Linked DNA regions of Mus musculus: regions 1 and 3 are each linked to region 2. The links are chromatin loops, found by intact Hi-C in ENCODE. Cell type or tissue: left cerebral cortex. All regions are shown on one strand. Links, peaks and the distances in the headings refer to the core of each region. The heading gives the core; the rest is flanking DNA. Region 1 holds the start of H2-T3 (histocompatibility 2, T region locus 3). Region 2 holds the start of A930015D03Rik (RIKEN cDNA A930015D03 gene). Region 3 holds the start of H2-T-ps (histocompatibility 2, T region locus, pseudogene).

Evidence for each region. A loop is a pair of places that touch in the nucleus more often than their neighbours do. Peaks named below come from ENCODE experiments on the same cell type or tissue, not always from the same donor. Only the 100,000 strongest peaks of a DNase experiment are listed, where the experiment ranks them.
Region 1: it touches region 2 in a loop (8-fold over the local background); 10 of 42 quality-filtered maps call a loop at or near these places.
Region 3: it touches region 2 in a loop (8-fold over the local background); 21 of 42 quality-filtered maps call a loop at or near these places.

Annotation. Positions count from the first base shown.
Region 1 is chr17:36,187,750-36,197,630 of GRCm38, reverse strand. It overlaps H2-T3 (histocompatibility 2, T region locus 3), which reads left to right and starts at 7,480. Exons shown (of 6, transcript NM_008208.4): 1 at 7,480-7,581; 2 at 7,761-8,030; 3 at 8,179-8,454. The coding sequence starts at 7,503. It also overlaps the pseudogene Gm4246. In left cerebral cortex, for the core only: a CTCF peak has its summit at 3,866 (motif pointing right); a DNase peak (open chromatin) is centred at 3,877.
Region 2 is chr17:35,992,599-36,002,767 of GRCm38, reverse strand. A930015D03Rik (RIKEN cDNA A930015D03 gene) reads right to left here and starts at 8,264. Exons shown (of 2, transcript NR_015618.2): 1 at 8,208-8,264. In left cerebral cortex, for the core only: CTCF peaks have their summits at 5,619 (motif pointing left) and 8,931 (motif pointing right); DNase peaks (open chromatin) are centred at 5,615, 7,731, 8,298, 8,927 and 4 more places; H3K4me3 peaks cover 2,961 bases; H3K27ac peaks cover 2,912 bases.
Region 3 is chr17:36,109,951-36,119,754 of GRCm38, reverse strand. H2-T-ps (histocompatibility 2, T region locus, pseudogene) reads left to right here and starts at 8,079. Exons shown (of 7, transcript NM_001271005.1): 1 at 8,079-8,158; 2 at 8,329-8,598; 3 at 8,812-9,087; 4 at 9,620-9,804. The coding sequence starts at 8,098. It also overlaps the pseudogene BC023719 and the pseudogene H2-T10. In left cerebral cortex, for the core only: CTCF peaks have their summits at 5,299 (motif pointing right) and 8,753; DNase peaks (open chromatin) are centred at 5,340, 8,004 and 8,830; H3K4me3 peaks cover 871 bases.

The DNA of each region.
Region 1 (9,881 bases), core at 1,882-9,881, 190 kb before region 2:
GATACAGGACCTACCTGAAGAGCCAGTGCATGGAATCACTCCTCAGACACTTGGAGCATAGGAAGGAGGAACTGAGGGGCACAGGTCTCAAGGGCAGCTTCTCACTCTGCCCTCAGCCTCTGGCTCAGTCCCAAGGAAAAAGAAGCCCTCAGTGTCTGAAAGTGAACAGCTCCAGGCCAAGCTGGGGCCCAGTTGTTTGTGGGCTTTTTCATGTGCAGGACTAAGCCTGGTCCTATTCAGAGACTGCTGGTATATTTCTTCTTTGGGGTCCCAGTGTGTGAAAGCCTGGAGCTCGGGATCCAGGGACACTGTCTAAGGTGGGTGGGAAAGGAGGCTCTGCCTGCTGCTGTGGGAGGAAAGTTGTAAGAAAAGCCACTGCACACCCCAGGATTAATCCCAGGATTGGGAGACAGAGGAAAATGATTCTCTAATGTCTAGCCCAGTATGGGCATAGTGAATTCAAGGGCAACCAGAGCTACATCGAAAGATTCTGTTTCAAGGAAACAAACAAAAAGCAAAAAACAACAAACAAAACAAAAACAAAAACTCCCAAACAACAACAACAATAGAAAACAAAACGCAAAAAAAACAAAACAAAAAAAAAAAAAAAAAAAAACCACGGAACTGCAATAATTTGCAGAGGTCTCCACAGCTCCACTTCTCTGAGGCTTCTGAAGTGACCTGAGTAGTACACATTGACATGTCAGGAGGGGACTGTCAGGGTGAGGGTGGCTGAGAAGGGGCTACAGTTAGGACGGAGGGGTAATTAATGGGCAGCTGCAAGGTAGGTGTACTGGCTAGTTTTGTGTCAACCTGACACAGCTGGAGTTATCACAGAGAAAGGAGCTTCAGTTGAGGAAATGCCTCCATGAGATCCAGCTGTAAGGCATTTTCCCAATTAGTGATCAAGGGGGAAAGGCCCCTGTGGGTGGGACCATCTCTGGGCTGGTAGTCTTGGTTCTTAAGAGAGCAGGATGAGTAAGCCAGTAAAGAGCATCCCTCCATGGCCTCTGCATCAGCTCCTGCTTCCTGACCTGCTTGAGTTCCAGTCCTGACTTCCTTGGTGATGAACAGCAGTATGGAAGTGTAAGCCCAATAAACCCCTTCCTCCCCAGCTTGCTTCCTGGTCATGATGTTTGTGCAGGAATAGAGACCCTGACTAAGACAGTAGGGCAACGAGGAAACCAAAACAGGCTGTAGCTTTCAGAAAGCTGGAAGCCAAGACTCTAAATGTCTTCACTGCAGAAATCACACCTGGGAGGAGATGTATAGGATTCCCATTCAGACCTTATACCGTGTACACAAGTGTTGGAGATATCACAGGGCAGCCCACAGATATGTATACAGGTGTGGAAGTATCACAGGGCAGCCCACAGATATGTATACAGGTGTGGAGATATCACAGGAAAGCCCACAGATATGTATACAGGTGTGGAGATATCACAGGAAAGCCCACAGATATGTATACAGGTGTGGAGATATCACAGGTTAGCCCACAGATAATTATACAGGTTGGAGATATCACAGGGTAGCCCACAGATATGTATACAGGTGTGGAGATATCACAGGAAAGCCCACAGATATGTATACAGGTTGGAACTATCACAGGATCACTTTCAAATATGAATACAGATGTGCAAATATCACAGGAAAGCCCATAAATATGGACAACTCTCTTTCATGCAACAGCTAAAAAAAGAACTTGAAAGCCTGGTATGTCTGTGCACATCTTTGATCCAGGGACTCAGGATACAGAGGCAGAACTGTGAGTTCAAGGCCAGCCTGGTCAACAAAGTAAGTCCAGGATAATCAGTGATGGCTACACCTAGAAAAACTGGCTCTAAACAAAACAAAACAAAAGATGTGTTCAGAGCAGAGAGCCTCATCAAAGAGCTTACTCTCTTCCAACAGAGCACACCAAATCCAGAGCCTCTTTGTCACTCCAGTCAGCCCATGCAAAGACACCAGCTCCTGATGTATTCACTGCAGGAAGAGAATGGTCAACCAGAGGGTGATCAGAGACCCAGGAGGTGACAGGTAGTGGTGACTCATGCCTTTAGTCGTAGCACTTGGAAGGCAGAGGTAAGCAGAACTCTCTGAGTTTGAGGCCAGCCTGGTCTACAAAGTGAGATCCAGGACAGCCAGGACACAAAGAAACCCTGTCTTGACACCCTTGGCTCCTGACCTTGGCTTCTTGCGGTCTGCTTACACCCTTGTCCTCCAGCACAGGCCTCTGGGCTTGGCTCTGGTGTTGGTTGGTTGTATTCTTACTTTGCCTACTCTTCCACCAGGGGATTGTTCTGCACGCACAGGCATGTGGGGCTTTCCTGGGCACACTCTGCTGAGCTTGCTTCCCTGGCCTGCTCCTGCCTCTCTAAAATGTTCTCTAACTGCGGTTCTGGGACTAGAAACCTAAGTGCGTGTGCATGCTTCTGCGCCACGGAGGGCTTTTGAGTAAGAGAGCAGGAGTCACTTTGTAGGGATGTAGTGCAGTTGCGACTTGGGTTCCTGGACATTTTCTGGTCCCTTGCTCCAGCCTAACAGGAGCCGAGGGTTTGGTGCAAGGTTTTCTAAAAGTTTGCAAACTGAGTATGGGGGACCTTGGAGAGAAAGCAACATTTACCATGCTCCTCAGAGATGCTAAGAAGAGTGGAGGTGCAGCCCTGGTGTGGTCTCCATAGGGACTGAAAAATGCAGAAGGACAGTGGCCCATTGGTGCCTTTACTTTATTTTGGTTTCAGCTCTGCAGCCCTGGTTGCTACCGGTGGGATTATTGGCTATGCGAAAGCAGGTAGTGTGCCATCCCTGGCTGCTGGACTCTCTTCTTTGGGGGCCTAGCAGGCCTGGGTGCCTACCAGCTGTCTCAGGATCCCAGGAATGTGTGGGTTTTCCTAGCTACATCTGGGACCTTGGCCGGCATTATGGGGATGAGAGTCTACAACTCTGGGAAATTTATGCCTGCAGGGTTAATCGCAGAAACCAGTTTGCTGATGGTTGCCAAAGCTGGAATTAGTCTGTTGAGTTCACCTCATCCATAACAGCCCTAACCCCATGTGGGCTCGTGAAGACTTGAAGCTCTCCAGACCTCCACATTGCAATGTTGAAGAGATAAGTGCAGCATATTTACATAGTCGGACATTTTTCAAAGACCCATCCTGAGCACACAGAGGCAAACATGTGCTGTTGCTGTGGTGGCCATTCAGAGCTGGCAAGCATCCGACCTCAGCTAAGGATGCCTTCAGTCAGCTTCATTCTGGAGTTATGATGCCTTGCCTTTCTGTACTCATAGATAAAGGGGTAAAATGTTGACTGTCAACACGGGGGCAGAGCTTTCTGTCCTGCCCAGAAGTGTGTGAAATCTCTTGGAGACATTGGTGATGTGGGATCTTTTGCACAGGTCTGCTATGAAATTATGTTACAGTGACATTATCAGTGAAAATAAAGTTTTATATTAAGAAAAGAAAAGAAAGGAAAAGAAAAGAAAAGAAGAGAAAAGAAAAGAAAAACCCTGTCTTAAATATTTAGACAAGACAGACACACAGACAGACAAGAAACCGGCAGGTGTCGGAGGCTCAGTGCAGAGAGGGGACCATCTTGGGTCCAGTGCCTTCCTTCCTACAAGTTCTCAAATTCACTGAGGCTCTTGGTGACTCACAGAGGCTGCACTTGCCTCCTAGGGTTGCGACACACTGAGCAAAGCATGGGGAGGCAGCTGGCATGGCATGTCCCGGCACTAGACACTTAGACCTGCAGGCCCCAGATTCGGATCCCTAGAGGAAGACTCTGTTTTAGTGATCCACCATGAAGCCATGGAGGAAAGATAAACTGGGTGCATGTGCTCTGGAGAGAATGAGATCCGCAAGCAAACAGAAGCACCAGCAGGTGGCGCTGTGAGCTCTGAGTTTGTGAACTCACTAGGAGGTGAGCTTGGTGCAGCCCTGGCAGGCCAACCAGCCACCCTGAAATGGAGATATTTGATGCAGTCAGAGCAGCCCACAGAGCTCTGAGGTTGAATTGGACAGAGACAAGCTTTGTCTCAAATGCTCTGGAGTTCTGTGCCTTCTCAGTGCAGCGATAACCCACCATAAAGGCAGCAGAGAGTAATCAGATAGAGCCATCAAAGTCACTGGCATCCTGCTCTTCCTCTCTCTTGAGGACTTATAACTCAGTCTCCCAGGGTGTTTGGGCAGATACCACCTGCATCTGATGCCTCAACTGCCACCTTACATACCAGATGCAGGAGCTGTCAAGGCAGTTACTCAAGGCCCTGAGAACCACACCTGCTGATGGGCTTCAGGTTGCCCTACATCTTCTGAACCAGCACCTCCTGGCCAGAGAGGACCAAGACCACTTAGCACTGCCAGCTACAAGAAGGACTTCAAAACAGCCACAAGTACAGTCTAGAGGACCTGAGGGTCTCCTACTGCCTGGTTTGCATAACCAGAGGACACTTCTCCCAGTTCCTTGGATTCAGTTTGCTGTAGACCTCGGTTACCTCGGTCTGTTCATCTGGTCAGAACCTGTACTAGCTCACCCTTGCTGGCTCTCAAGCCCTGGGTCCCTGCAATTTCACCAAGTGAAAAGAGATATGCCCAAGCCTCCCTGCCAGCACTGCAGACACATTTTGCTCCTACACAGATTCAAGAAAGCCTCCAGCCTGCAAATGTCCATGAACAGTCCACCTTGTGCTTTTGAGGTCTGCAGGATGCCTCGGTCTCACCAGGGTACCCAGCTGCAGGAGCTGGCTCTGCATACCCAGGAGCCCAGGAGTTTCTGATACCTGTAGCTGTCCCAGAAGAGGAAAAGAACTCAGAAGCTGACATCAAAGTTGAAAGCAGAGAGGACTTGCCCTCCTCTTCATCCTGGCTGTCCTCTGGGTGCCTCTGCTCATCTGACTCCCAGCTCTCGATGACCCCAGTTTCCAGGGTGAAGCCACAGCTTACTCTGGAGGCTGTGGACCATACTGCTGCCCTGAGCTACCTGGAGGCCTGGGAGTGAATGGTGCCCTGTTAGTGTGACTACAGTGACTTCCTGCTTGGCAGGTCTGCTGATTGTACAAATAAGGGCTGGTGTGGGAGCACGGTTATAGCCATTTCCCACCTTTGCAGACAGTCAGGGAAAGAAGCAGACAGTGCCTGAGACCTTAGTCACCTGAGCCCTGACCTTCATGTGGGTCAACACTGCTGCTTCCTGCACTTGTCAGGAATGCCACCCCACATTGCCTGGGTGTGCATCCCAACTCCCCAGGAGATGTCTCAATGCTCTCCTTAGCATTTCAAAGCAGTACTCTGAGGTCTGAGGTCTTGAGTGTGCATAGAAATCTGTGCAGTGAGTCAGAAACCAGAATCTAAAGGAGGGAGTTGACTCCAGATGTGGATATGGGTTCTGAGGGAGAATCCCAGACAGGCTGGCCTCAGACATCTATGCATTGATGGGAAGCACAGGGATGCCTGGAGAGGGTCAGAGAGTTTTCTGAGTGCATTGGAGGCAATAGACAAATCCATCCAGGAAAAGGAGAATCAAACTGAGCAGCAGCTGAAGCCATTATCTGACCTAGGATGGAGAGCCCAGAGGGGGAAAGAAAAAGCCATGTTCACAGACTCAAAGACAAAAGGAAGCAGGAAGGCTAGAAAAGGAGAGCAACTGGCTATGTTGATAGCGTGTGTGTGTGTGTGTGTGTGTGTGTGTGTGTGTGTGTGTGTGCTTGTGTTTTGATATGTGTGAGTGTGTGTTTGTTATTGTATGAGTGTGTGAGTTTGTATATGAGTGTGTATGTGAGTGAGTGTATGAATGTGTGTGTGAGTTTGTGTGTGTGAGAGAGTTTGTGTTTGTGATTGTGTGAGTGTGTGTGAATGTACGTCAGTTGGTGTTTGTGATTATGTGTGTGAAAGTATGTGAGTACGGGTTAGTGATCATGTAAGTTTGTGTGTGAGTGTGTTTGTGAGTGAGTGTGTGTGTGAGTGTGTGTGTTGTGTGTGTGAATGTTCTTGAGTGAGTTGTGAATGTGTTTGTGAATGTGTGTATGTGAGTGTGTGTATGTAAATGTGTATAAATGTGTGTGAGTGTGTGTGTATTTGTGAATATGTGTGTGTGTGAATGTGTGTCTGTGCCTGTGCTTGTATGAATGTCCATGCACTTATATAAGAAGAAGAAGACTGTTAGAGTTCTGGATGAATGGCCTTTAGTGTTAAAAGACCTCAGAAGAAATATTGGAGTATTTGGCTATTCTGGGGAACTTAGAGATCAGGACAATGATGAAAACATCTTCCCATTTCTCAGAAGACAATGCAGGCATGGGATGCACACAGTAACAAGGCCCCTGAGAGGTTGAAGAGAAGTTATGCTAACAAGGGAGGATGATGCAGCATGAAGGAAATATGAAGAAGCTGACAGTCTGGTGCTGCTGAGCAAGACTGTCATTTCCCCAGTGCAGGTGGAACCTGACGGGAGACTTTTAGGACCCTCTGTAGAACTAGCACAAGGCAGTTTGGACCTGTATTTTGTTGTTGTTGTTGTTTGTTTGTTTGTTTATGTATTTAGAACACAGATTCCTGAGCAGTCTGGCTTGGCAGTGTGAGCTAACCCTAAACCACTACAGGTGAACACAGACTCCTAGTCTCTGCTTGTGGGAAAAAGTGTGGTGCTTGCTGGTCAAAGCCTCCTGCTTTTTTTTTTTTTTAAACATATTTTTTCAATTAGATATTTTCTTCCTTTACATTTCAAATGCTATCCCAAAAGTCCCCTCTACCCTCCCCTCGCCCTGCTCCCCTACCCACTCACTCCCACTTCTTGGCCCTGGCTTTCCCCTGTACTGGGGCATATAAATTTTGCTAGACCAAGGGGCCTCTCTTCCCAATGATGGCTGACTAGGCCATCTTCTGCTACATATGCAGCTAGAGACATGAGTTCTGGGGGTACTGATTAGTTCATATTGTTCCACCTATAGGGTTGCAGACCCCTTCAGCTCTTGGGTACTTTCTCTAGCTCCTACATTGGGGGGCCTGTATTCCATCCTATAAATGACTGTGAGCATCCACTTCTGTATTTGCCAGGCACAGGCAAAGCCTCCTGCTTTAAAGAAAACATCTCTCCACTGCATTCCAGACCACCTGACACCCATCACAGTGGGGCCAGGTATGGAGGTAGGAGGGAGAAAAACAACTGCTCTAACCCTGAAGGTTTCCACTCTGATTACCACCTGACATTCTGGGCAGGGCTCAGATAGAGGATGCTATCTATACACAGGGTTCAGTGCAGAAGAAGGAGTCAGGACAAAGTTCCAAGTCCCGGAAGTGGCTGTCAGGGTCTGAGGCCTGAAGGCGGGGGATTAGGTTGGGCTGTACAGAACTATAGTTTCACTTTTTGCTCTCTGTACCATTGTCAGATTGTTTTCAAAGGCCTTGCACTCCTGTTGAGAGCAGGTACTTAGAAGATGCAATAAAACTCTCTGAGATTGCAAGTTACAAAGTCCAGGACTTTATACAACTTCAGATTTCCCTAACATGAGGATGGGGACCATGGTGCCTGGCACCCTCCTGATCCTCCTGGCTGCCTCACAAGGCCAGACCCAGACCTGCCCAGGTGAGTGCTGGATGAGGAGGGAAACAGCCTTTTAGGGGAGGGGCGGAGGTCCACCCTCCACCAGACCCTCCACCACTTCTCCACTCAAGGCCCTAGACCTGAGTCCTTCTACTTCCCTGACCTGCGCACCTGGCCGGGTTCTGGGAGAAGGTCACAGTCTCACCACATGCTGCCCCCAGGCTCACACTCGCTGAGGTACTTCTACACCGCCTTGTCCCGACCTGCAATCAGCGAACCGTGGTACATAGCTGTGGGCTACCTGGATGACACTCAGTTCGTGCGCTTCAACAGCTCAGGGGAGACTGCGACATATAAGCTAAGTGCGCCATGGGTGGAGCAAGAGGGGCCCGAGTATTGGGCGAGAGAGACAGAGATCGTCACAAGCAATGCACAGTTTTTCCGCGAGAATCTGCAGACTATGCTGGACTACTACAACCTGAGTCAAAATGGTGAGGAACCCCCCAAATCTAAGAGTCTGTCCCCACTCCTCTCCCTCTTATGCAAGCCACCTAATCATGGGGTGCAAAAGGGACCGGTTTCCCTTTCAGTTTGGAGAATTCCTAGGGTGGGCGGGCCTGACTAGGAGAGGGGGGCCAGGCTCTCACACCATCCAGGTGATGTATGGCTGTGAGGTGGAGTTCTTCGGGAGCCTCTTCCGCGCTTATGAGCAGCATGGCTATGATGGCCGCGATTACATTGCCCTCAATGAAGATCTGAAAACGTGGACAGCAGCAGACACGGCAGCAGAGATCACCAGAAGCAAGTGGGAGCAGGCTGGTTATACAGAGCTCCGTAGGACCTACTTGGAGGGCCCATGCAAGGATTCCCTGCTCAGATACCTGGAGAACAGAAAAAAGACACAGGAGTGCACAGGTGCGTGGCTGCAGACAACTCCATCTCCCTTTGCCTCTGTACTGGGTTCAGTCCAGAGAGAGCAGAAACTCACTAGGTGGGAAAACTCCCATCTCTTTTTCTTTTTTCTTTTTGTATTTTTGTTTGCTTGTTTGGTTGGTTTTTTTGTTTTTTAATTTTAAAAGGTGACAACAGAAAAATAACGTATGAAAATTACACAAACCAATGGCTATACACAGCTCAGTGAGCTTGTAAACAGTTAGAATCGCCACTTTGGACCAGTAGAGAACATGAATTTTACATATTTTCCATTAAATATACTCATGGCTATCCAACATCGACCCCAGGGGTGCAGGGCAGGGAGAGAGAGACAGAGACAGAGACTCACAGACACAGAGAGACAGAGGCAGAGGCAGAAAGAGATGGAGAGACAGAAACAGAGAATCAGTGGCAGAATTAGAAGTAGCTATCAATTATTCCCTGCCATTATCCATCGTGTACTTTACCTACATTTAGTCCTTGCTCATCTCCAAATATTAGCCTTTCCTGATTTCATTATGTCATGTTGCAAGTAACAACAGGTACATTTCTTAACAAGTATACGTTTTTTTGTTTCTTTTGTTTGTTCTTTTGTTTGTTTGTTTTGCTAAATTACCTCTATGAGCAAAAAAGACTGCAGTTTTACTTCCTGTTGTTGTTCTGAGATTGGGTGACTTCGTTTAATATTGTATATTCAAAGTTCATCAATTTTCCTAGATAATTGTGTGATTACATTGTGTAGTGCTCAACAGGATTCCACTTTATATATATACCACATTTTGTTAGTCACTTAAGTGAATAATGGGTTGCTTTACTGCAATAGCTAAGATGTCACACTCCATATCAAGGAAGAGAGTAGAGAGTGGACAGTTCTTTCTTTCTTTTTTTTTAAAGATTTATTTATTTATTTATTTATTATACATAAGTACGCTGTAGCTGTCTTCAGACACACCAGAAGAGGGTGTCAGGTCTCATTACAGGTGGTTGTGAGCCACCATATGGTTGAGGGAATTTGAACTCAGTACCTTCGAAGAGCAATCAGTGTCCTTACCCGTTGAGCCATCTCACCAGCCCTGGTAGTTCTTTGTTATTCCTGATCTTACCAGCAATACTGGGTGTCTCTTCATTTGACACAATGTTCCAGCCTCTTCAGTGTTCCTTTCTCTTCAATATGGGAAGGGGAGAGAACTCCTGTGTTTCTTGACTCTCTCAGAGACTGGCTCTCCCAAGGGAGCACCTTTGTCTCTGGACAGTTCAGAGTCTCTTCAGGATGAAAAGGGAGAAGAGAAGGTTCCTGAAAGAACAGAAAACATTTCCCATGAGTCTGCCGTCCTTTAGAGCCATGGCTTCTCTCAGGCCTTGTTCTCTGCCCACACCCAACCTCTGTGACGTGTGACGTCAGTGGTGCT
Region 2 (10,169 bases), core at 1,218-9,217:
CCAGCCCCATGAGGGGTCCTTTAAAGACCTCTCCAACACAGCACATATATTTCCTTAGGAGAGGCATATGCAATTAGTGTTATTCTGTTTGCAGACACCACTCAGGGGTCTGCGTAGTTACCAGACTGTTTCTGTGGTAAAGCACCAAGACCAAGGTAGCTTATCAAAGGAAGCTTTTAATTTGGGGCCCATGGTTCCAGAGAGCTAAGAGTCCACAGCCATCATGCAGGCAGGCAGGCTTCCTGCCTGAACAGTATCAATCACCATGCCTGGCTGAATGCAGGTTTTAAGTTTCACCAAACCTTGTTGCCACCAACCTTGTGAATATGAATTGGACCCCATAGTTACCCAAGAGAGCTACCTGGGAATGGAGTGGGTGAGCTTTTGAAACCTCCAAGTCTGCCCCCCACCCCAGTGATACACCGCCTCCAGCAAGGCCACGCCTCCCAATCTTTCCCAAACAGTTCCACCAAGTTCAGACAGAGTCTTCAAATACATGAGCCTATAGAGACCATTCTCATTCAAACCACCACAGGACGCAAGGGATGGGCTTATCTGGGTGGGCAAGGAGATACAGGAAGAAGCCATTGCAAGCCCAGAGAACAGCATCAGGAGATCTTGCTGCTACCTTGGAATCTCTTAGTCATGGGCGGGGTAGGTGGGTGGGGGATGACTAACTAGAATTTTGTGGTGAGGATCAGGCTTATCACAGTGGCCCACACAGCCAGCTTGTTAGAAACTGACACATCAGGAAACTATGCTAAGCACAGTTGAGGGGGAGGGGGCGCGAAGACTTCTGTGAAGACCCATGCCTATTCCAAGCCCATTCCCTCCCCCCCCGCCCCGCCCCCCCATAAAACAGCCCAGACGGAAAGCCACCAAAGAGAATTCTTCCTCCCAAGTGCTGGGATTAAAGGTGTGCGCCACCACCACCTGACCAAAGAGAACTCTTCAAAAGTGTGGGAGGGATGCTGAAGTACAGCTCACCACAGTTGATGGCTTCTGGCGGGGCGTGGGACAGGAAGGACTCAGTTCTAAGGAGCAGACTTAGAACTTATGCTCCAATGAGCATAGACATAACACAAATTGAACCTTTTTTATCTTTATTTTTGCTTTCCTTTGGAGAGTCACATGGGTGGGAAGCATGGAAGGACTGGGAAGTGAGTCTGATAGGGGTGCATGGTGTAAAAATCCCAGAGAATCAATAAAAATGTTTTAAGAAAGAAACAAATAAATAAAACAAAACAAACAAAAAACAACAAAAACAAAGAGAAGAGAAGAGAAGAGAAGAGAAGAGAAGAGAAGAGAAGAGACGAGACGAGACGAGACGAGACTATGTCAAGACCTTTAAAGAGGCTGGGAAAGCCAAGTGCTCTGACCAAGCCCCAGTGTGGAATTCCCCACCCTAGCAAGCAGTCCCAGATGTGGTAGAAATGACTAAGTGAACTTGGCAGAGAGATGACAAGATTCAAGCTCTTGCTGGGCACGGTGGCGCACATCTTTAACCCCAGCACTCGGGAGGCACAGGCAGGCGGAGGAGTTCGAGGCCAGCCTGGTCTACAGAGTGAGTTCCAAGACAGCCAGGGCTACACAGAGAAACCCTGTCTTGAAAAACCACACACACACACAAAAGACTCAAGCTCTTGCGTGGTATTGTTATGCCCTGGGTCCCCAGGAAATCCAGATGAGTCTAAAAACTGCAAAGTCCACTGCAACTCGCAAAAGAGTCTTTTATTTCCAAGTTTGAACTCGGTTCGCCATGAAGCAGGAGGGAGGGGGGGTTAATGGCTGTTTGTTCAAGGACTACTTTTATGGCCAGTCATAGCTGTCTGTGACCCGACCTCTGTTTACCTTTTACTTTTTCCATGGTCTCCCTTGAGCTTGTTATTTCTCTAAGGTCTCAAGGACAGGCAGTTTTGCTGCTTAACAGCAGGAGAGTTGAATGCCATTCTAATGCTAGGGGAGGGGGACGGAGGATGGGAGCCTCTGGCAGGGAACACAGAGGCAAACTGTACAACATTGTATAGTCTCTCTAGTATCAGTAATTCGGGAGTTACAACAGTATATGGTATGCATAAAGGCCAGAGGATAAAGAAGAAACTAATAAAAATCGTTAGTATACATGCATGTATTTAGTGAGTGAGTGAGTGGGTGAGTGAGTGTATGTGTGTACATGTGAGGGTCACAGGACAGCTTGTGGGAGTCAGTTCTCACATGCGGTCTGGGGATCAAACTTAAGTCATTGAGCTTGGCAATATGCCCTGTACCCAAGGAGCCTTCTCTTAAGCCCCAATAAACATCTTTGAATTCTTATCTTTTTTTTTTTTTAACTTTTGTTTGTTTGTTTGTTTTGTTTTTTCGAGACAGGGTTTCTCTGTGTAGCCCTGGCTATCCTGGAACTCACTTTGTAGACCAGGCTGGCCTCGAACTTAGAAAGTTGGAAGGGGGTCTCGGATGCCCTGGAAATGTGACAGACAGCTGTGAGCCACCGTGTGATCCTCTGCAGGAGCAGCCTGGTGTTCTTGACCACTGAGCCATCTCTCCTATCTTTGCTAGTGTGCTGTGGGGTCCAATTCATATTTCTCAAGGTTGGTGGCAACAAGGTTTGGTGAAACTTAAAACCTACATTCAGCCAGGAACAGTGATACACGCCTTTAATCCCAGCACTCAGGAGACAGAAGCAGGCGGATCTCTGTGAGTTCAAGGCTGACCTGGTTTACATAGCAAGTTCTAGTATAATCAGGGCTACATCAAGAGAGACCCTGTTTCAAAAAACCAAATAAGGGGCTGGAGAGATGGCTCAGCAGCTATGATTGTTGAGCATTCTTACAGAGGACCTGGGTTCAGTTCTCAGTACCCACATGGCAGATTACAAGCTTTTGTAACTCTGGCTCTAGGCACATACATGGTGCACAGACAAAAATATACACACTCATAAAACAAAAATATATGTTAAACAAAGATTTACCTAAATACATAAAACAAACAAAAGAGTGTATCTCTTTTTTTTTTTTTTAAGATTTACTTATATGTAAGTACACTGTGAGCCACCATGTGGTTGCTGGGATTTGAACTCAGAACCTTTGGAGGAGCAGTCAGTGCTCTTACCCGCTGAGCCATCTCGCCAGCCCAAGAGTGTATCTCTTACTAGGGCTTCAAGCTTTTTTTTCTCCACAGGCTTTGTACCCACATGGTGCACAAAGAGAGAAGGAGGTGAACGCTAAATTTAGAAGAAACACGTGGGGAGTTAAGGTTATTCTAACAAAAGGAAGTGGTCGGGTACTGTGTGTGTGGCAAACATCTGCAACCTGGGACTACTGTCGGGTGCCGACCAAAGGGAGAAATGAAAAGTTTCTGTTTAATGGATACAGAGTTTCAGTTTTACAAGGTGAAGAAGTTCTGAAGACAGATGGTACGGATGGTCACACAAAGATATGGATATATTTACTGCCATTGAAGCGTCCCTAAGGTGGTTAATCTGAAAAATTATATTTATTATTTAAAGTACTAAAATGTCAAGCTAACTTCAATAATTGTTTTATTTTGTACAACAAAAGATGTTTAGCATTATTTAGAACTTTGTTCCATCTCTTAGGAATTTGGCACGTGGTTGTCAAGGTACACGTGTAAGGCCAGATAACAAACTGTATGGTGGGTTCTTACCCAAGAATGTGAGTCCAAGAGCTGGAACTCACGTGATCAAGCTTGGTGACATGTGCCTTTACCCACTGAGCCTTCTCATCAACCCAAGTTTCCCAGTAATTAAATAATCTGTTTCCCTAATTCTTATTTAAGCAAACAAAGCAGTTAAGGTACAGCAGGAGGCAGGTGATGATGGCCTTGCATGAGGTTAATTTAATAATGTAACCATTTTAGAGAATATAACTATTAGAGCGAGAGCGAGAGAGCGAGAGAAAGAGAGAGAGAGAGAGAGAGAGAGAGAGAGAGGAGGGGGGAGAGGGAGAGGAAACAGCTGCCTCTCACACACAGTGTTCTGGGCTATCCCTTCCCCTCACTACCAATAAGTGCCCTGGTGTCTGCCCACACTGCCACTGCCACTGCCACTGCACCTGCCAGCCTCTTCCACTGAACACAGACTGATTCCTCTACAACTTAAGTTAGTCTCTCCCAGTGTCTCCCTTCCTCTAGCCCTCTCCCTCTGTCTCCTCTCCTTATAAAAGAAAGAAAGAAAGAAAGAAAGAAAGAAGGAAAGAAAAAGAAAGAAAGAAAACAAACTTACTGGGTGCTTGCTTTCCGTTTCAGAGGGTTAGTCCATTACCATCCCAAGAGGAAGCATGCCAAACAGACAGGCATGGCGCTAGAAAAGTAGCTGAGAGCTTTAAATCATGATCCACAGGCAGAGGAAAGACAGACAGACAGACAGACAGAGGCAGACTGGGTCTGGCAAGGACTTTCAAAATCTTAAAAGCCACCCTAGGGACACACCTCCTCCAACAAGGCCACACCCCTAGTCCTTCACAACACTCCACCAACTGGGAACCAAGCATCCAAATTGAGGAACTAAACCTTAAGTGAGTAAGTTACATGTCACAAAGTAGCCATCACTTTTCTCAGTACTGAAACAAAATACCTCAAAAAAGAAAAGAAAGAAAAAGAAAAGAAAAAACAAAACACTTAAAGAAGTATCTTTTTTTGGCTCACCCTTTGAAAGATACACTCACTTTACCATGGCTGGGAAGGCAAGGTTGCTGGTCACACTGCACCCACAATCGAGAAGCAGAGAGTGGGGAGTGCTCCTAGTAGCCGGTCCCTTTTTATTCAGCCCGCACCCCAAGCCCACAGGAGCTGGCTAACCCAACAAACCTGACTGGCCTGGAAGCCCCACCCACCAACCCCCATCACCACGCCTCTGCCTCCCTAGTGAGAGGATTGCGAGCTGCCACCAGGCTGATTTTCACTCGGGTGCAAGGGATTTGAAATCAGAGCCTCGTGCTTGTACAGATAGCGCTTTTGCTGACTGAGCGATCTCTCCGGCCTCAAATTTGCTAATCTCTGTGATATAAAAAATGCAAAGTGAGCTGGGCAGCGGGGCACATCTTTGATCTTGGCACGGGGCTGGGGGAGGGGCGGAGGGGTCGGTTTTTTTGGAGCTCGAAAGAGGCTTAGTCTACAGAGTGAGTTCCAGGATAGTCAAGGTTATACAATAGACAAAAAAATCAAAACCAACCCCTGCAAAGTGACATCACTGAGCATGATTTAAGGTGAGATAATATAGACAAAGTCTCCCGCTAGCATAGAGAAGAGCAAAGTGTGGCAGGATAACCAAGCAACAGGTTTTGAGTATTTACTGTTGTGGCAGACATAACCATTTAAGACAGGAGAAAAAATGTTTGTCAATCCTTGTGAAGATGAATTCAAAGAAAGAATGCAAAGTAATCAAGCTACAATTGTGAAAGATGGTTGCTCCTCGTTAGAATTCTGGCCAGATTCATGCTTCACTCTTGGCAGGTGAGTAAGACGAAGCCTGCCTGCCCTGTCTTCGTGACTGGCTGGGCCAGGGTCACCTAGCCTTCCTGCCAATATGCAACCTCCTGTCAGATGCTGCCCTCTAGTGACCTTTTGGGGAACTGATCGTAGAATCTCCATCTTCTCGGTCTTTCTAGACAGCCGCCTAGAACTGTCAGCCTAAACCACAGACAAGGCCTGCTTGCATCCCCTAGTGGTGCAAAACGGTGCAACACGTATCGGGGATCCCATCACTCGATCCAGCAGCAGCTTGGTCGCTCTCCAGCCACAGAACACATAAGGGTACTGGGAAGAGGTGATGGGGAGGGGAGGAGAGGAGAATGAGAGCAGAACCCTGCTACTCTTTTTTTTTTTTTTTTTTTTTGGTTTTTCGAGACAGGGTTTCTCTGTATAGCCCTGGCTGTCCTGGAACTCACTTTGTAGACCAGGCTGGCCTCGAACTCAGAGATCCACCTGCCTCTGCCTCCCGAGTGCTGGGATTAAAGGCGTGCGCCACCACGCCCGGCCCTGCTACTCTTTAGTGTAGCAATCTCCTTCCAAAACGCCCCGTTCTACTCTGAAAAATCCTTTCATCTACATTCATTATTGGCCTAGAAGCAATGAGAGCTGATGGAGGTAGGTCCAGAAGAAGACAGCCACTCGTTATGAAGCAAGATGCTATTAAACAGTTGATGTGTCTAGGAAGGTGTTTCCTGAGAAAGGAGGGGGGAGGGGAAGGGGGCCGGGGGCAGTAGCAGACTCAGGATCTCCACTAGTATCCTTAGCATATTTAATGGGCACTGCCAGACCACCACTACTATACTGAGAAGCCAGGGCTAGCTAGCTCTCAGCTCAGAAGCCATAAAAGGTATAAGAGGCTTTCTGTCTGCCCTTTGCATTGGGTACCTGTCAGAAGCAGTTAGTTAGGACATACCAAACTCTCTGTAATCACACTAACCAAGGACCCCAGCACGTGATTTGTCTCTCAAGGCCTTACACTTCTCCGTCAATTCTTAGCCACCTCTGTTAATAGTCTTGTTATTAACAAGATAGTCAATAACAACCACTCAGTAGGCCTCTGAGACCTTAGCACAAGTGACTCCATGATGGAAGTGCCATTCAGGATGTAAAACTCAGCACCAAGACAGTATCCCCCGGACAAAATGAAAACAAAGACTTAATCCATCAAAGTCTGTAGTTCTGGGGAAATGTCTAAATGTACTAACATTGCTGTCTGCTTCTGGATAACTGTTCTTGTTAACTCAAGTATGTCAACCCAGAACATGGTTTTTGGTGTTTAAAAGTTCACTCGGGGGGGGGGGGTATGGGGGACCTTTGGGATAGCATTGAAAATGTAAACGAGGAAAATACCTAATAAAAAAAAAACAATAAAAAAAAAGTTCACTCAGAGAAAGACTCGGGGACACTGGGAGCCTGGACACTCAGTGTCACCCCCAGCCAGCTACTAAAGACTTTCTAGTGGCTTAAACCCATGTCTGAGCAATCTTCTCGGGCGGATAATACCATCTGTATTTTCCCTGCTGTGTACGGACATGCTATGAACTACCAGCACCAAATTTCAACTCAGCAAGAATGTGATCTGGGCTAGCAACTTTCATTAAACAATGTTTCCTGTGACCACCCAGGATCCAATGTATGAATATTTTTGCCTGCATGCAGCCACCAGTGCTGGACACTGAACCTGGGTCCTCTGGAAGAGCAGCCGGTGCTCTTACCTGCTGAGCCCTCTCTCCAGCCCTGCTTATTAGACTTCTAACACATCAAGAACTTCATTTCAACCAGACATGGTGGCGAATGCCTTTAATCCTAGCGTTCAATAGGCAAAGGCAGACAGAGTCCAGGCCAGACCCTACTACATAGCAAGACCGCCCCCCCCCCAGTCCCCCCCCCTCCAAAAAAAAAAAAAACCAATATCGAGTTCTCTGAGTAACTGGCTTAATCTCTTCCATGGCTCATTCATCCTGACCTCACAGAAATCCACCTCCTGAATGCTGGCATTAAAGGAGTGAGACACCGTGCCTACCACCATTCCCTTTATAAGGTGTGAAGAGTGGAGACCAGAGGACAACTGTATCTTTCCTAACACAGCCTCCATTTTTTTTTCCTCTAAGACTCACTACTTAGGCTACTGCGGTTCACCGAGTAGTCCCGAGTAGTCCCGGGGATCGGCCTGTCTTCCTCCCAGCTGGGTTTTCATAACAAGCCACCACGCTCACATTTTTAAAGCGATTTCCGATGATCAACCTCGGAGGTCCTGTGCTACAAAGCAAGCTCTTTACCGATTAAGCAACCTCCGCGGCCCTAAACAATGTGTTTTAACACACCACGTTATATATTTCAAACGTGTGCAATTTTTGTCACTTACACCTAAATAAATAAAGCTGGGGAAATTAAAATCTAATGAGGGCCGGGCATGGTGGTGCAGGTCTTTATTTCCAGCACTCCGTAGGCCTAGGCAGATAGATCTGGGTTCGAGGCCAGCCTAGTCAACAGATCGAGCTCCAGGAAAGTCAGGGCTACACAGAGAAAACCTGTCCTGAAATGAATGAATAAATCTACTAAGTAAGCTTAGTTGAGCCGAGAAAATTAAAATGAAAAATACTATAGTAGGCGCTTCAAGTTGCGAAGGCTTGACGATTGTACGCTTTTCTAGATTTGATAACCGACATTTCTGACCAAAACAAACAAACAGCGACTTTAAAAGGTTTTCGTGGGCTTACCGTTTGAGGAAGAGACATGGCGAAACCGGTCTGCGACGCCGGACTAGACGCAAAGCCAAGCCCACGGGCGAAACACATCCGTCTTCTTCACCCGTTGGGTGGGACTTCCGCTATCAAGGCTCCACCTTCTTAAAGGTTCCCCAAAAACCGCTAGCAGCTGGGGACCGACCGTTCAAACACTTGAACCTATGGGGGACCATTTCACCCAAAGAATGGACTGTCAGATGGTATTAGAAATTATCTCGAGCTGGCCGTGGTGGCACACACCTTTAATCCTAACACTCGGCACTAGGCAGGCAGGTTGGTGTCTGAGTTCGAGGCCAGCCTGGTCTACAGAGTGAATTCCAAGACAGCCAGGGCTACACAGAGAAACCCTGTCTCAAAAAATAAAACCAAATAAATAAATAAATAAATAAATAAATAAATAAATAAATAAATAAATAAATAAATAAATAAATGACTTTTTCCAACCATTGAAATCTGCTACGAGTAGAAGAACGAAGCTAAACGGTTTCAAAACAGCAGCAACGCAATAGCTCTAAGATAATTTTTATTTGTGGTATGAGATAAGGTCTTGTTATTTAGCCCAGGATAGCCTATCTGTTCACAGCAATCCTCTTGTCTCAGCCTGAAAAGCTGGGGTTAAAGGGGTGCACCACAGCCCAGCTCCATCGAACGTCGCGCGACGTCAGGGTTTCCTCTGCGCAGCCATGACGCATCTTGACCAGCAGGTGGCACTGCGGAGTCGCAGGTGCGGTGGACCGACCCTTTACCCAAGGCTGTGGGGATCTTGAGTTCCAAGTGTTTTTCCTGCTGTTGCAGCTACTCATTACTTACTACCTACTGATACATAATATTTCAACATAAAGATGAGCTGTAGCCGCACAGCTATCTGAACGTCACCACCAGTTATAGGCTGTTGTGAGCTGCTGGGTGTGAATGCTAGAAACCCTGGAAGAGAATCAAGTGCTCCTAAATTGCTGAGCCTTCTCTCCACCCCATAGCCAAATTACTTGACAATTACATCCTTATTCCAATGCCTGCACCTCTATCCGCTATATGGGGCCTTCAAGCTCATCTCTTCAATGGGTCCACTGCACCACAATGTTCAATGCCACCCTGACCCTGCCCACCCCCCACCCCCAACCCAATTACCTTCAACCTCCATCGTCTTCCTCTGGGCCTTCTCTCCTCCCTCCCCTTTACATTCCTGGTTTTCTCTAACTGGCTTACTCCTCTTCCCAGACAAGAAGTAAGACGCCTGCAAATTCTCCTCTCTTCCTACACAGGTTCTCAGCTTACACTACACTCTGAAGATGACCTATTCCTCTCCTCCCACCTCTATGCTGATGGTGCCCAATGTCTCCAGCCAGCATCTCTTCCCCAAGCTGTGCTTGCATATACTGTCTGCATATATTGTCTCTGGAGATCGCCCATAACAAACATGCCAAACTAGAGCCATGCTACACTCTGTTCCCTTACTCTACAACTCCATCACCAACACACACACACACACACACACACACACACACACACACACACACGAGAGAGAGAGAGAGAGAGAGAGAGAGAGAGAAGCAATCCAACAGCCTGTCCATCTATCAAACAGTCAAACAGTCTTTCCCCCACTGTTTCTGGTTCATTTTCCTTCTAGGATGGCTATAAAACCCTCTGGTCACTTTCCCCTTCCAAATAAATGTCCAAGTTGCAAACACAGTGGTCTACAGCCAATTATTTCCCTGCCTTTTAGTCCTAGGGTTAAATTTTTATTATTTTTTTTTTCCAACAGGGTCTCATGGTGGAGCTCTGGCTGGACTGAAACTCAGAGATCTGCCTGTGCCTTCCAAGCTCTGGAATTAAAGGTGTGCCCCACCACACCCAGCTCTATGGGTTTTCTGTTTTGTTTCCAGACAGGATTTCTGTTTAACAGCCCTGGCTGTTCTGAAACTCACTCTGTAAGAT
Region 3 (9,804 bases), core at 1,805-9,804, 120 kb before region 2:
GGAGTCAGACTCCAGCTTTTCTCAGTCTCTTGGCCCTCACCCAGCTCAGGACCAGAAGCCCTTCCCACGATCTGCAGAGACCTGGAGCCTCCTGTCCATGTTGTCCTGCTCACATCCTAAGGCATCTCTAAGAACAGATCCTCCCAGGTGCAGGTGCTCTAGCTGGTGTCTAGATGATGGACACCCTAATCCCACCGCAGTCCTCCTGTCCACCCCAGGATGGTCACATGAACACTGCTGAGTCCCCAGAAGAAAGCAAGATGCCTTTTCTTTTCAACTCTCTCCCCCAGACCCCCCAAAGGCACATGTGACCCGTCACCCCAGACCTGAAGGTGATGTCACCCTGAGGTGCTGGGCCCTGGGTTTCTACCCTGCTGACATCACCCTGACCTGGCAGAAGGATGGGGAGGAGCTGACCCAAGAAGTGGAGTTTGTGGAGACCAGGCCTGCAGGGGATGGAACCTTCCAGAAGTGGGCAGCTGTGGTGGTGCCTCTTGGAAAGGTGCAGAGTTACACGTGCCATGTGGACCATGAGGGGCTGCCTGAGCCCCTCACCCTGAGATGGGGTAAGGAGGGTGAGGGTGCAGAGCTGGGGTCAGGGAAAGCTGGAGCCTTCTGCAGACCCTGAGCCTCTCAGGGCTGAGAGATGAATGATCTTCACCTTCTCTTCCCCTCTCCTGCCCTCCCCTCCCTTCACTTCCCTTTGCTTCCCAGAGCCTGCATGGTACCAAAAGCCTTGGATTTGGATTGTTGCCACGGTTTTTTCCATTTTGCTCATTTGTCTCTGTGTGGCTCGCAGACCCATGAAGAAGAATGCAGGTAGGGGAGAAATGTGTTCTGGGTTTCCTTGTCCCACTGAGGGTTTGAAGCCTTAGGTAGAGGCATACCCTGCTTAGGTAACAGGATGCAGCATCCACAGTCCTCTTAGCCTGGAGCCTTTTTGTTTAACCTTAAGTGAAGGGGACTAAACAGCAGTTTCTTCTTGAGAATGGTTTTGGTGCCCGTGACCTCATGACCAGCTGTCACAGGCAAAGGTCTTACTGGGGACAAAACTCCAAGGAGGTCCTACATCACCTCAGTCCTAGAAATTTCCCTGGGGGGGGGGGGGCTGGAGAGATGGCTCAACAGTTAAGAGCACTGACTGCTCTTCCAGAGGTCCTGAGTTCAATTCCCAGGAACCACATGGTGGCTCACAACCATCTGTAATGGGAGCTGATGCCCTCTTCTGGTATAGCTGAAGACAGCTACAGTGTACTCATATAAATAAGTAAATAATATTTAAACAAAAAAAGAAAGAGAGAGAGAGAGAGAGAGAGAGAGAGAGAGAGGAAGGAAGAAAGAAAGAAAGAAAGAAAGAAAGAAAGAAAGAAAGAAAGAAAGAAAGAAAGAAAGAAAACTTAATTTCCCTTGGGCCCAGAACTAAGGGGTTTTGCTAGACCAGTGGTTCTCAAACTGTGGGCCGAGAGTCCTTTGGGGGTTGTCCTCTGGCATCCTACATATGAGATACTTACATTACAATTTGTAACAGAAGCAAAATTATAGTTATGAAGTAGTAACAAAATAATGTTATAGGTGGGGGTCATGACAACATGAGAATACTCTATTAGAGGCCACAGCATTAGGAAGGAAGAGAACCACTGGTCTAGGCCCTTATGACTCCCTACTCCCATGCCACCCATATGTGGTTTTTCTTTCCTCAGGTGGGAGAGGAAGGCGTGACACCCAAGAAGCAGGTGAGTGTGGTGAGGAGTGATCTCTGAGACCCTTGGAGCCCATGGGAGCCCACCGCAGTTCCTCCTTTAGCCTCTAGTCTTCTGAAGTCTGACTGGATCCTGTTTTGATCTTTCCTAGGCAGAGACAGTCCCCAAGACTCTAGCAAGACTGTTGTGGATGATGAGGTAAAACATGGGGTGGCACAGAGGACTCGTGATGGGCAGGTAGAGAGATCTGAGTGAGAAGCGAGCTATTTGGAACATCACGGGTTACAGTAACTGCCATGAACCTGTTCTTACTCCTGTAGGAGATGGGGGTTTGCTTTTGGAAGATTAAGTACTGTAAGACTTGTCTAGGCCACTCCCCAGGAACTTCAGGTTTGTTTACCATGTCACCCCGAAAGAGGTATCAGCCTGTCTTCCCCACCCCACCCCCCACTCTGTCGGTGTTGTCTCCCAGAAGGCTTCACTTAGCCTCCTCACCCTCCAGAGAACACTCCCAGCTGTTCCCCCTCACCCACCGCCTCTGTGGGATCACCTGCAACAGTTACTGAAGAATGCAATCTTTCCTTTTGTATCCCATCAGTTGGCGAGTCTTTACTGTCACCTTGACTGGATTTAGGATCATCTGGGAGATGCCCCTTTGAGTGGCTGGGCTGTGAGGACAGCAGGCCAGTTCTTGCCACCCTGGACAGAAACACATCTCACCTTTCTGGCTCGAGGATCTGAACACCTGTCTCTTGCCTACTCGGCTTCTAGTCAGGCATTTTGTCACCTTGTCAAGGGTCCCAGGGACACAAAGCTCCCTCCTCTCACCCACAGCACTCTGGGTCCTACCCCCAATGCTTCAGGGACATTTAATCAGGTCAAATTGGGATCAATGGCTTTGATGCAGAAAAGAACTGTGGACTAATAGAGATAGGGTTTAATAAAAAAAATATCTTTTTAATTTTAAGGTGTCTTAAAAGTATTTATTTATTGGGTATGTGCATGTGAGAGCTATAGCGCACGTGTGGGAGACAGAGGACAACTTGCTGGAGTCAGTTCTCTTCCTCCACCAGGTAGGTCCCAGGGATGGATCTCAGGTCTTGGCAGACTTGGACACAGTGCCTTTACCCACTGAGCACCTGGCTGACCCAACAAAGTATTTTTTGAAGGTTGGCTCATTTGTTGTTATTCATTTTTACTGGACTTTGACTTGGAGGTAGAAGCAGCCTACACCTCTTGGCAGTCTGATCCTGGCGTTTTTTTCTGTGGCTTCCTTCATTCTCTTGGCCCAAGGCTTAGCTCTGCAGCCCCTCCTCAGTCTCCATAGCAACGCTTAGCTCTACAGCCTCTCTCCATCTCCATAGCACCTAGTCTCTACTGAACAATACATTGGTGTTTTGTTGCAGGACAGGTGGAGTAAGGAGATGCTGGGTCTTGGATCTTGGGGGCTGTGGTTCTGGGCTTCTTCCCTTCTTTGCCTGCTTTCTCACAACGTGTTGACTGGCACCATCAGCTTCTTTGGAAAGACTGAAAAGCTTTCCGATTCTGCAGTTCTTTTGGGCCCAGGAGTATCTGTCAGTCCAGGAATCTCCTTTTCTCCTTGGCTCATGATAACCGAGTTGAGGACTCAGACTGGCATCCGTAACGTGCCTGCAGACAGGCTCATCCTGCCTCTCTCCAGCTTTCTTTGGTCAGAACAGCAGGTGCACTTGGCCGTGGGTCCAGACACCTTGCTGGGACCTTCCAAGGGAAAGCCTTGTTTGCTGTTCCCAACGATGGTTCGGACCAATTATCCCTTGGACTATTCACCAGCGTCTGGGAAGGAGACATCCAGCTTCATCTTGTCATAGCCGAACACCTGGGAAGGGCAGTGAAAAAGAAAAAAAATAAAAGCATGTTAATGTAGACTTTCGACAGGAAGATTTAGAGAGGGGCCAAGAAAAGAGAAAGATAAATGTTAAGAAAAAAATGGCTGCTGCTGGCCACACCTTTAATCCCAGCACTTGGGAGGCAGAGGCAGGAGGATTTCTGAGTTTGAGGCCAGCCTGGTCTACAGAGTTCCAGGACTGCCAGGGTGACACAAAGTAACTGTCTCAAAAGATTTAATTAATTAATTAATTAATTAATTAAAAAGTAAACATACTTTTAAGAAATCAAATAAATCCAGATGTGAAATATTGTTCATTGCTCTGTGTCTTTTCTTTTTCCAAAACCAAATTTTCAATATTTACCTCATCAGCGACCACGGTTGTGAGCTGCCTGCTGTATGTGGGATTCAAACACAGGTTCTCCGCAAAAGCAGTCAGTGCTCTCTCTTAACCACGGAGCCACCTCTCCAGCCCCAAATTCTAATATTTTTTAAGGTAATAGAAAATCAAGTCTTGACAAGATTACACTTAAATGCCTGAGTGGAAAAGTCTGTATAAATTACCATGTACAACAAGGTTGCATGGTAAATTAATGGATTGTTTTACAAATATCCTTTCTAAATCCCCTTGCTGGCTTAACTCTTGGAGTTAAGGAACCCATCTTTAAAAAAAAAGATTTATTTATTTATTTTTATGTATGTGAGTACGCTGTAGCTGTACAGATGGTTGTGAGCCTTCGTGTGGTTGTTAGGAGTTGAATTTTAGGACCTCTGCTCGTTCCGGTCAGCCCTGCTTACTCAGGTCGGATCCCGGTCGCTCCAGTCAACCCTGCTCGCTCAGGCCCAAAGATTTATTTACTATTATACATAAGTACACTGTAGCTGTCTTCAGACGCACCAGAAGAGGACGTCGGATCTCATTACAGATGGTTGTGAGCCACCATGTAGTTGCTGGGATTTGAATTCAAGACCTCTGGACGACTAGTCAGTGCTCTTATCCACTGAGCCATCTCGCCAGTCCTAAGGATCCTATCTTGAGTTATTTATAAGCTGCGATTCTTGCATGTGCTTGTAAGACCCATTATTACAACAGCTCAATACCACATCTCTGTTTTGTTCTCTACGAAATAAAAATCCTACTTTGACATATTGAAAAAGGGCCAGGAAAGAAGTTTCCACAAAGTCATGGGGATGGCTAGCTCTGAGAATACATTGTTACCTGCAAAGACGGCTGATTCTATATTGGTCCTACCAGCACACTGTGGAGTCCATCTGAGAACCAACAACCCACCTAAGAACTGACAACTGGAAATCTTAGGTTCTTGTGGACCAGCTGAAGTATCTGCCATCTGACTAACACTGTGGCAGGCGTTAGGCAATGCCATTTGTTACAAGATAATGGGGTCACTCGCCCTACAATCATGTCTCTTTAAAACTCAAAATGTGTTATGTCTATAAAATTAATGTTTCTTGATGGATGTTGGTGGCACACACCTTTAATGCCAGCACCTGACAGACAGAGGCAGGTGGATCTCTGAGAATTCCAGGTCAGCCTTGTCTAAAGGATAGAAAGAAAGAAAGAAACAAAGAAAGAACTAAATAAAGCAATAAAATAAAAGAATAACAGTTCAGGACACAACCATGAACTTTGAACAGAGAACTCATCCCAACACAGCCCAGAGGCAGGCAGAAACAAATGTTTCTCAGGGTGGCCACCAGGTGGCAGTGTGCTCCTGGCTGAAAAGGCTTTAGAGGTGCCCATAAGCTGCACAAGCTTACAAAAACAAAGTCACCCCGTTCTGGGAAGTCCTTGAAGGCTGCAGCGTGAGCTCTGGGCCTCAACCACTTTCTGTATATTGTCTTTCTGATTTCTGCAGAGTGTAGTTCTCAGGATCACATTCGCGAAAGCAACAACAGCTGCATGCCCTAAAGCCTGCCTTCCAGTTCATCTCCACCAGCCAGGAGATGAACCACCACCAGCTGCAAAGACAGTGAGGAGGGAACAGAGGTCATTCCAGAGTTTAGTCCCGCCTAATTAGTCAGCAGTGTCCTGCAGCAGGAACCTTTGGCCTGTTTGGGTGCTTGATGCAAACTAAACAAATGATTAGCAGTGTTTATCTGCTACCCTATTTGCACCATACACACGCAGATTCTCCAGTATGGAGAACAACTGAATCTTCATAGTATAGAAGATAAAATTGCTCCTATCTTCCCCCATTGTCCCTGTCACACTCTACCGGGTCCTCAGGCTGTGACGTAGACATCCCCAGGGAAGTACCTTCCACTTTCTGTGCTCCACCATGTGTAAGAGTTGCCTCTAAACCTTAGACCCTTCATAAACTTGCCACCATCAGTGGTTTTGATTTTGGTTTTCTCTCCTGGCACTGCTGCTCTGCAAGGATCCAGCCATGTGTTTCCTAGTTCCCCTAACTGGATCCTGAGTGCTCTCCAAGGCACCTGCTTCAGAGAGCTGGAAGAGCCCCTGTAGCTGGTTACCATGGAGATGCAAACCAGCCAGATCTCAGGTGCCTCCCGAGTCCACTGTGGCTCATGCCCACTACTGCATCCTGCAGTGTGACCAGAGCCGCATACATTTCCTGTGGCCCTTGTTTGATCAGCTTTGCCCAGGTCCTGTAAACAATCCAGTTTGGGCCAGTGAGGTATGTGTCAAATGCTGCCTTTCTCAGCCCTAACTCTCTCATCAGAAGCCCACCTTCTCCAGTTTTTCAGTGACACCTAAAAAGTCATGGGTGCCAAGTCCACACATAGCACTGAGCCTCAGGTGTACAGTGCTTGCCTGTCATTTGTGAGGCCCTTGAGTTATCCTCAGCTAGAAACAGGGGACATGTAAATGACATGGCAACTTTCTTGGCTATGGACCTGGTTTATTTCAACCATCTCAAAACTGAACAAGAACCTATCAGGTCAAAGCTTTTAAAATTTATTTATTTATTTATTTATTATGTACACAGTGTTCTGCCTATTTGCATGCCTGAAGGCCAGAAGAGGGCTTGTCTTCAGAAATGGGGTCCTGTTGTCAGTTTATGGAGAGCCTGGATTGTCTGGGAATTTCCATGGGAACCCTTTGGTCAATAACTCAATTGGATGTAACCCAGTTAGTTACATTCTGCGTCCCTAACTCAAGTGGATGTAACCCAGTTACCCTCTAGCACCGGAAGCTTCCTTTGGTGGCGAGAGATGGCCAGTTGGGGCTCCGACTCCCTCATTATTTAAAGGCTTCATATTTTAGGAAGTTTCCACTACTTTGGGTTTCCCTTGTGCCCCTCATATGCCCCTCAGCTCTAGCTGTCTCTCCCCACATTCTGTCCCTCAACCTCTTCTCCCCTCTCCCCCCACCTGTTCATCCCGCTCCTGTGTAACCCCCACCCCCGGCACCAGCCCGGCCATAAAACCTACCCTCCTTTCCCTCCCAGGGAGATCCTTGTGTCCCTTCCTCTGTGCCTAACCTCTCTGGGTCTAAAGACTGTAGCTTGGCTGCTTTATTTCATGGCTAATATCCACATATAAGTGAATATGTACCGTATTTATCTTTCTGATGATCCAGTGGTTTTAGCATAGCGAAATAGAAACATCCCATGGTGGAGTTACATTAAAATCAACCATCTAATAACTGCCACTTGTATAGTTATAGTGTTTCGTGTTTACACAGAGCAGAGTACTAAACAGAGTCCTTCTGCGACTGGAGAGATGGCTCAGCTGTTAAGAGCTTATACCTAAGATCATGCAAGGAACCTGAGGTCAGATCCCAGCCCTCACACCGCACCTCACAACCACCTGAAACTCCAGCTCCAGGGATCTGACGCTCTGTTTGGTCCTCCTCGGGCACTGCATTCATCTATCCACACACAAACACACATATAAACATGATTTATAAAATAACTACAACTTGGGGCTGGAGAGACGGCTCAGCGGCTAAGAGCACTGACTGCTCTCCCAGAGGTCCTGAGTTCAATTCCCAGCAACCACATGGTGGCTCACAACCATCTGTAATGAGATCTGATGCCCTCTTCTGGTGTGTCTGAAGACAGCTGCAGTATACAAATGTACATACAATAAATAAATAATTCTTTAAAAAAAATAACTACAACTCGATATGCCAGGGCTGGCTGATACCCACTGGAAAACCTCCCCTTTTTGCAAGAGAAAGGGAGAAGGGAAGAGGGGAGGGGGAGGACTGGGAAAAGGAGGAAGGGGAAACTGTGGTCAGGACGTAAAGTGAATTAATTAATTAAGTCGAAGCTTGCACAGATTCTGCAACAAGACTTGGAGAAACAGTTTGCCCAAGAACACAAGTGCCAGAGAAGATAGTCCCGGTTAAAGCTGTAGGTCTGAAAAGGGATCCTACTGCTTGCTTCCTGTTTCATAAAGACACAAATGATGCAGTCTCAATTCTCATTTCTGTTGGACGCCTAGTTTTCTAAAAGCCAATCAGCGACGCAGAGGTTTCAAAGTATGAAGTCAACAGAATACGGTCCTCATTCAGGTTCCTCACAGACCCAGGGAGTGAGGATGTTGCTTTTTGCCCACTTGCTCCAGCTGCTGGTCAGCGCCACAGTCCCGACCCAGAGTAGTAAGTGAGGGGAGGGGTGAGGGGAGGGGTAGGGAGCGAAAAAGACTCTGCGAGGAAAAGCGGGAGGTGCAGCACCCCAAGTTCCACCGACCTGTCCTAGTCCCTCCCCCGCCTTTACCTGGGACCTTGAGCCTGGGGGAGGTCGGGGTCTCACCGCGCGCCGTCCCCAGGCTCACACTCGCTGCGGTATTTCCACACCGTCGTATCCCGGCCCGGCCTCGGAGAGCCCCGGTTCATCATTGTCGGCTACGTGGACGACACGCAGTTCGTGCGCTTCGACAGCGACTCGGAGAATCCGAGGATGGAGCCTCGGGCGCGGTGGATTGAGCAGGAGGGGCCGGAGTATTGGGAGCGGGAGACTCGGAAAGCCAGGGACATGGGGAGGAACTTCAGAGTAAACCTGAGGACCCTGCTCGGCTACTACAATCAGAGTAAGGACGGTGAGTGACTGCGGCTGGGATCACAGCTATGATCACTCCATGTCCCCTGAGACGGGCCTGGGTCATCTTGACCCGCTGAGACAAAATTTCATCCAAACGCCTACCCAGAACCTCAGACAAAAAAGCCCCCGCAGAGTTCTGCTTAGGTTTGGGATATCTACTAACATTGGGCAAAGTGGCCACAGGTGGCGCTCATCAGCGTATCCCTTCCAGAATCTCACACGCTGCAGTGGATGTACGGCTGCGACGTGGGGCCCGATGGGCGCCTGCTCCGCGGGTATTGTCAGGAGGCCTATGATGGCCAGGATTACATCTCCCTGAACGAAGACCTGCGCTCCTGGACCGCGACCAACTTAGCCTCGCATATCTCTAAGTGCAAGTCAGAGGCGGTCGATGAGGCCCACCAACAGAGGGCATACCTGCAAGGTCCTTGCGTGGAGTGGCTCCATACATACCTACAGCTGGGAAGTGAGACACTGCTGCGCTCAGGTGCCCTGGAGAGCTCTCCTCACTTTTCCTCTAGGGTTTGGGGAAAATCCTTGAGGTATATAACTCAGGGGCTGAACGCTGTTCAGCAGGCACAGCGCGGAGGAGGAGGGAGAGAGACTCCCAAGGCTGCTTTTCCCCTGTAGGGATTCTAATCCTTAACACAAGCACATCAGGCTCGATCATGGCCCTGGACCCATGGGGGTGAGGGGGCTCTTTCTCAGGCCTCCCTCCTTGCCCTATCTAGAGTCAGACTCCAGCTTTTCTCAATCTCTTGGCTCTCACCCAGCTCAGGACCAGAAGCCCTTCCCACGATCTGCAGAGACCTGGAACCTCCTGTCCATGTTGTCCTGCTCACATCCTAAGGCATCCCTAAGAACAGATCCTCCCAGGTGCAGGTGCTCTAGCTGGTGTCTAGATGATGGACACCATAATCCCACCGCAGTCCTCCTGTCCACCCCAGGATGGTCACATGAACACTGCTGAGTCCCCAGAAGAAAGCAAGATGCCTCATCCTTTCAACTCTCTCCCTCAGACCCTCCAAAGGCACATGTGACCCGTCACCCCAGACCTGAAGGTGATGTCACCCTGAGGTGCTGGGCCCTGGGCTTCTATCCTGCTGACATCACCCTGACCTGGCAGTTGAATGGGGAGGAGCTGACCCAGGACATGGAGTTTGTGGAGACCAGGCCTGCAGGGGATGGAACCTTCCAGAAGTGG